2 separate regions of the Homo sapiens genome follow, and region 1 is linked to region 2. The links are chromatin contacts, found by Hi-C in ENCODE. All regions are on one chromosome and are shown on one strand. The core of a region is the stretch at or near the end of the contact, and the rest is flanking DNA. Distances in the headings are between cores, read along the strand shown. Region 1 holds the start of CD28 (CD28 molecule). Region 2 holds the start of WDR12 (WD repeat domain 12).

Region 1 (3,112 bases), core at 42-2,541, 790 kb before region 2:
CCACCCAAGTAACAAATTCTTTCTGTTAGGAATTGTGCTTGTGATTTTCCGAAGTTAATTTAACCCTGGATTTACCTGAGTCCATGAAATTACAAATCACACCATGTTAGATGGAATAGCATAATAATCAACAACACCGGCACTGGAGTCAGACTAAGGTGGTTCAGACCCTGCCTCCTATAGCTGCCACCTGTACATCCTTGGGCAAATCCCTTAATGTGCCTACCCCTCAGTCTCTTCATCTGAAATGAAGTTAACTGTAATACCTACCTTCTAGTTACGAGAACTGTGTGCTGCTCAAAGTGCTAGATGTATTATCCTCCTCATCATCGTCATTGGGAACTTAAAGAATTTTAATCTAAGAAAATACATTTTGGCCGATTGTAAAAGAAAACTAATTTATTAATATTGGTGTTGTAGCAGCTTCTGTGGTGACTCCAGAATTCATGTTGGAACTCATTCAATTCAGGTAGATAGAGTAATTACAGTTCACATTTATCTTGAAGCCTGACTGAGCTAAGCCCTTCGCATGGATTATTTCATTTTACCTCACAATGACCTTGAGGTGAGGTTTATTATTATTCCCACTTTACAGTTAAGGAAACTGAGGTTTGGAGAGTTTAAATAATAGCTAAGCCTAAGCTTACCTAGTGAGAATTGGACCTGTGTTAGGAACATAGGCAACCTAAATTCAGAGCTTCCAGAGCCAATCTACTTACAGCAGCTTTCTTAAATTAAAAAAAAAAAGAAAGAAAGAAAGAAACGATACATAAATTAAAAATTATTGGCCGGGCATGGTAGCTCATGCCTGTAACCCTAGCACTTTGGGAGGCAGAGGCAGGTGGATTGCTTGAGCTCAGAAGTTTGAGACCAGCCTGGGCAACATAGTGAAACCCCATCTCAATTTAAAATAATAATAATAATAATAAATTCTTGGGACACTATCAACTAATAGCTAGAGAAACTAATAGCTTAGAAAATTTATTTCCAAGGGACTTTTGTTAAGATACTATATTGTAGTCTGAGAATCAATGATTTTCAAAATAACACATTGCCCTATTACAGCAAAACTACACTTCAAATGTTCAAATTTCACACATTGTTAGAAATTTAAAATAAACTAAGCCAATTGGAAGACCTCAAAAAATATTTACAGAAAGAAAGACATTAACATTGTTTACCTGTTACTTGAATTGAAGGGAATAAGTTGAGAGCCAAGAGCAGCCTGAGCATCTTTGTCCTGACGATGGGCTAGGGTTCCAGCCCCTCCTCCCCGAGGAACCCGAAGTGTGAGGGGAACTGAAAGACGCACCTGCCAAGGCCTGAGAGTCTCCGTCATCCACGGCCACCACCACCGCCACCATCCCCTTAGGGCACATGATCAAGGCACTCAAACCACAAGGCATCCTGACTGCAGCATTTCACACAGGATATAACGTTGTTTTGATGACTTTAGACTTTTACTTCTATTTTTAAAGACTTTTTTTTTGTCACTGAAAAATAGTCGGTCACTACATGATGGGCTTATGGGAATTATTCTTTATTGATGGATATCAAGAGTTGTGTAAAAGGGGTGCTTGAAATCCAGCAGAGATTAAAGGGGAGACAAAGTGTTCTTAAGAAGGAACAGGCCGGGTGCAGTGGCTCACGCCTGTAATGCCAGCAATTTGGGAGGCCAAAGTGGGTGGATCATTTGAGGCCAGGAGGTCAAGACGAGCCTGGCCAACATGGTGAAACCCCGTCTCCATTGAAAATACAAAAAATTAGCCAGGCATCATGGTGGGTACCTGTAATCCCAGCTACTAGGGAGGCTAAGGCAGGAGAATCGCTTGAACCCAGGAGGTGGAGGCTGCTATGAGCCGAGATCATGCCACTGCACTCCAGCCAGGGCAACAGAATGAGAAAAGAAAGACAGAAAGAAAGAGAGAAAGAAAAGAAAAGAAAAGAAAAGAAAAGAAGGAAAGAAGGAAGGAAGGGGAGAGAGAAAAAAGAAAGGAAGAAAGAAAGAGAGAGAAAGAGAAAGAAAGAAAGAAAGAAAAGAAAGAAAGAAAGAGAAAGAAAGAAAGAAAGAAAGAAAGAAAGAAAGAAAGAAAGAAAGAAAGAAAGAAAGATGGAAAGAAAGAAAGAGGGAGGGAGGGAAGGAAGGAAGGGGGAGAGAGAGAAAGAAAGAATAAAGTCTCTAGCAGAGGAGAGATTTTCATAGGATGGGGACAGGTTGTGTCAAAAAGATAATGGTAAGAATTCTACTGAGGAATTGGGAAACATCTGCATAAACGTTTAAAGGAGTTACAAATATTAGAAATGTAACATTTGTGTAGGACATAAGGTAGCCCTCTGGAGCATTTAGCACACAGTGCTTGATTTATGTCAAGCCTCCTCCAACTCACTTCTAGGAACTTTGCAAAACCCATTCTACGTGCAAGCAGCCAGCCAGCTGAGTATCTGGGGGAGGTTCCCTAAGCAAAGGGAAAGTCAAAACAACATTCTATGTTCTTAGTGGGACAGTAAGGCAACCAAAAGCCCCTTGGTGTCTCATGCTCTCTATGTCCCTCAAGGTTAAGTAATAGGGCACAAAAGGAGGCTCCGTGGCAGGATTTCTGAGATTCATAACCACCACCCGACTGCACCCTTCTTCAACTCCCAGGCCCTTTGCAGAGAGGGTTATTCCACCAGCACGGCCAACTGCTCTCTTCTTCCGGCACCTACGTCAGTATCTTGTACTCAATGACTTCTTCAAAACTTTTCCAGTAATTTTTTTCTTCTTTTTGATAATCTAAGCTTTGTGCAATTACTCTAGTTGGGGGTTTTGTGTATGTGGGTTGTTTTAAAAGATAACTTGTATTGCTTTTTATTCTGACTATAAAAGTAAGGCATATTTCATTGAGAATGTTTAGAAAAATTATAAGCATTAAAACAAGATTCATCCACATTCTTACCACCCTAATATAAACACTGCTAATATTCTGGTCCACTGCCTTCCACCTGTTGGTCTGTTAAGATTTTTACATGTTTAATATCATGTTTTACTTATAGTTTTCATCAGATATGTACTATTATTTGTTATATCTTGAACATTTTCCCATGTCATTTAAGTATCTTTATAAACATTATT
Region 2 (2,988 bases), core at 173-2,672:
CCATAAATTTTGCAATCCAGTTCTGCCTGATTCTAAACTGCTTGTCTCTTGAAGCGAATGCCTTAAAAAGTGACATTGGGATCAGGATAGTTATCTCCATCCATCCTCCCTCAGAAAAACAACTATATTAGAGTAATTCTTGGGACCATTGAGAACAATACACAGGCCTTTGGGTAACTTCAAGACAAAAAAGGCAAAAAGTCGGGGAGAAGGTGTGGGAGGATGATTTTCCCCTTCTAAACGTAAGGTATAAAAGGGCTCAGAAAGCGGAAAAAGAACCCTAAAAAGCAAGGTGCGGGACGGCGTGAGGGACCACACATTGGGCGCTCCGCCCAAGGGGTCCGGCTCCTTCTCCGCGGCGATGGCGCGTCCTTGGGCTCAGCAACCCTCCTGAAGACACCTAACCTCCTCCTTCTCCAGCCTGCCCCTCTGGGGCCTGCGAGCCCCGTCCCGGGCCGGGGGTCGGAAGCCGTGCCATGTGGGACCCCGAAAAGGCCCCCAAGCTTGGCGCGGAAGGCGCCGCCAGTGACCGGCTGCGGCTGGGGGCGGAGGCCGGCAGTTGCTCGGAGCTCCGGCGGGTCAGGAGGTGACGGGAGGAGGAGGAGGCAGGAGGAAGACGGGGGGTTGGGAGGTAGCGTCCGGTAGGTCTGCGCAGACAGCGCTGCCAGACCTCTGACTCCCCCAGTCCTGCCGCCGCCGATAGCCCCACAAGGCGACATGGGAAGTCCGCCGGAGCAGAGGGGAGAAAATTCAAAACGAGTCTACTCAACCTCGTCTTGGCTCCGAGGCCCCGCCATGGAGACCAGCATAATGCGCAGGCGCGCCCCACCGGGAGCGCGCAGAGCAGTCCCACGACAGTAGGACCACTATCGGCCACCGTCGACCGTTTCCTCTCTCATCCGTTCTTTTCTTTGTATTTCCGCCTCTCGCCTCTCTCTAAAAGCCGCAGTTAGAGGCGAGATTTAGGAAAAACCTCTGCCGAGTGAGCCTCTGGTTGGGAATATGTATGAGAAAAAAAAACTGGCAAGGCGTTAGTCAAGCAAAGCTGAAGGCAGAGGAAATTTGATATCTGGCTGGAGTCTAGAGGATTTAATGCAAATAAGATACTCTGAGGGCAGCGTGGCAAAAAAAGACTACAATTCCCGGTGGTCACAGCGTTTGAGAAGCGATGCTTTCTGAGACTTGTAGTAACTAGGAGCTGTGTTTGAACTATCCAGGCTCAGGACAGCCTCTTGAAAAAAAATTTTTTATTAATAAAGCGGATTTGAGTGGGATCTTTTTCCTAATCGATTACGGGCCCACACGTATGGGAAGAATTCTAACAATGATTAAAGGGACATGCTACCTTTACGACTATCCTTTTCTAATCGATGACTCCTAAATCTAGGAGTAGGTAGTCGATGTTTGTGGTCTGGGCGTCTGTAGAAGGGCAACCTCGTGCTTTCTGCAGAGGAGACCGGAGGGCAGAAGGCAGAGTCCAGGCTTAGACTGCAGTTCCTCGCTTACCTGTGCAGTCTAATTTTGAGCTGCCTCTTTGTAGTCTTAAAAGGCAGGAGCTTCGTGTTGTGGGTCTGCTAACCCGTACGTTTCCGTGGGCAAGTCGTGTGTACTCCTCGCCATGGCTCAGCTCCAAACACGCTTCTACACTGATAACAAGAAGTAAGTAAGCGTTCCAGCCTTCTCTCCCTTCCCCAGGTTCCTTTCCGACCACCCCTTTGGTATGACCTTGTGGATCCCTGGTTGTTTCTGCTGTCACCCCCACCCTTTTTTCTGAGATTACCTGCTTTCTAACCAGCTTCGTAGGTTCTATATAATTTGAATTGTGAGTGTGGAGGAGGCTGAAGGGCTTCAGGTTTGCTTTCTGAATGAAACATTTTATATGTGTAATTTAAAAATGAACAGTGGGCCTTGTTATAGGGTGTCTGCTAGTGGTGGTTCACAGTTTTTGAAAACGGAAAAAAAGTTTTTGAAAATGAAAAAACATATTTACCATTTATGTATATCTATATAGATATATAAACATTTTAACCAGTGGTCTCAAGGTCTGTTAGCACTCATTCGAAAACTAATTATATGCTGCCTTGTGGTATATATTGCATTGTTAGCTTTCTTTGTGTTTGCCTGGTCTCTTCCAACTATATTGGAAGTCTCTTGAGGGCAGGGACTATATATTAATTAAGCTTCTTGGATTGGCTGAGTCAACAAAAAATGTCAAATTTTTCAGTGAAAATGATAATATTTGTCGTGTTAATAAGCTAAAGTTAGCCATAAACTAGGAAACTCCCACCTGAGTTACATCTGTGGTTTTGTTTGTAGCTTTATGAGGAGAGCTAGTAAATCATCTTCTCTCCCCTTGTGTTGTTGCTGAAAGTATACATAAATCGTATTATCAATGCACCTGAGTATATGTACTTACTTACATACATTGCCTTAATACTTCTCTAGGAATGTGGTGATGCATTAACATAACCACTGTGTTTTTTAATTGAAAGTAGGTTTTTTTGTTTTTCTTAAAATAAAATTTTTTGAAATATGTGGGGCTTTTTTTTGTTTGTTTGGTTTGGTTTTTTTGGAGACAGAGTCTCACTCTGTTGCCCAGGCTGGACTGCAGTGGTGGGATCTTGGCTCACTGTAACCTCTGTCTCCCGGGTTCAAACAATCTTCCCGCCTCAGCCTCCAGAGTAGCTGGAATTACAGGCATGTGCCACCAAGCCTGGCTAATTTTTGTATTTTTAGTAGAGACAGGAATTTGTCTTGGTGGCCATGCTGGTCTCGAACTCCTGGCCTCAAGTGATCCGCCCACCTCGGTCTCCCAAAGTCCTGGAATTACAGGCATGACCCACTGCGTCCAGCCTTGAGATAATTGTTGATTCACATGAAGTTGTAAGAGATAATAGGCCACTGTGTTTTAACCCCTGAAATGAATGGATACATGTCATATGTGTGTGTGTGAATTTAGGCCCTCCAAAAGGTAAAAAAATGTAGAAA

The links. Hi-C counts contacts between places; a loop is a spot of excess contacts on that map. Pooled maps may share reads with other maps.
Region 1: a pooled map shows a loop between it and region 2 (7-fold over the local background). The contact joins the promoter of CD28 here to the promoter of WDR12 in region 2. A Hi-C loop is called at or near these places in 8 of 50 pooled maps.

What each region holds. Positions count from the first base shown.
Region 1 is chr2:203,704,818-203,707,929 of GRCh38, reverse strand. It overlaps CD28 (CD28 molecule), which reads right to left and starts at 1,291. Exons shown (of 4, transcript NM_006139.4): 1 at 1,182-1,291. The coding sequence starts at 1,233. RefSeq lists an enhancer at 1,262-1,411.
Region 2 is chr2:202,910,107-202,913,094 of GRCh38, reverse strand. It overlaps WDR12 (WD repeat domain 12), which reads left to right and starts at 1,422. Exons shown (of 13, transcript NM_018256.4): 1 at 1,422-1,659. The coding sequence starts at 1,619. It overlaps CARF (calcium responsive transcription factor), which reads right to left and starts at 820. Exons shown (of 17, transcript NM_024744.17): 1 at 1-820. RefSeq lists enhancers at 540-589, 690-889, 930-1,079, 1,090-1,239.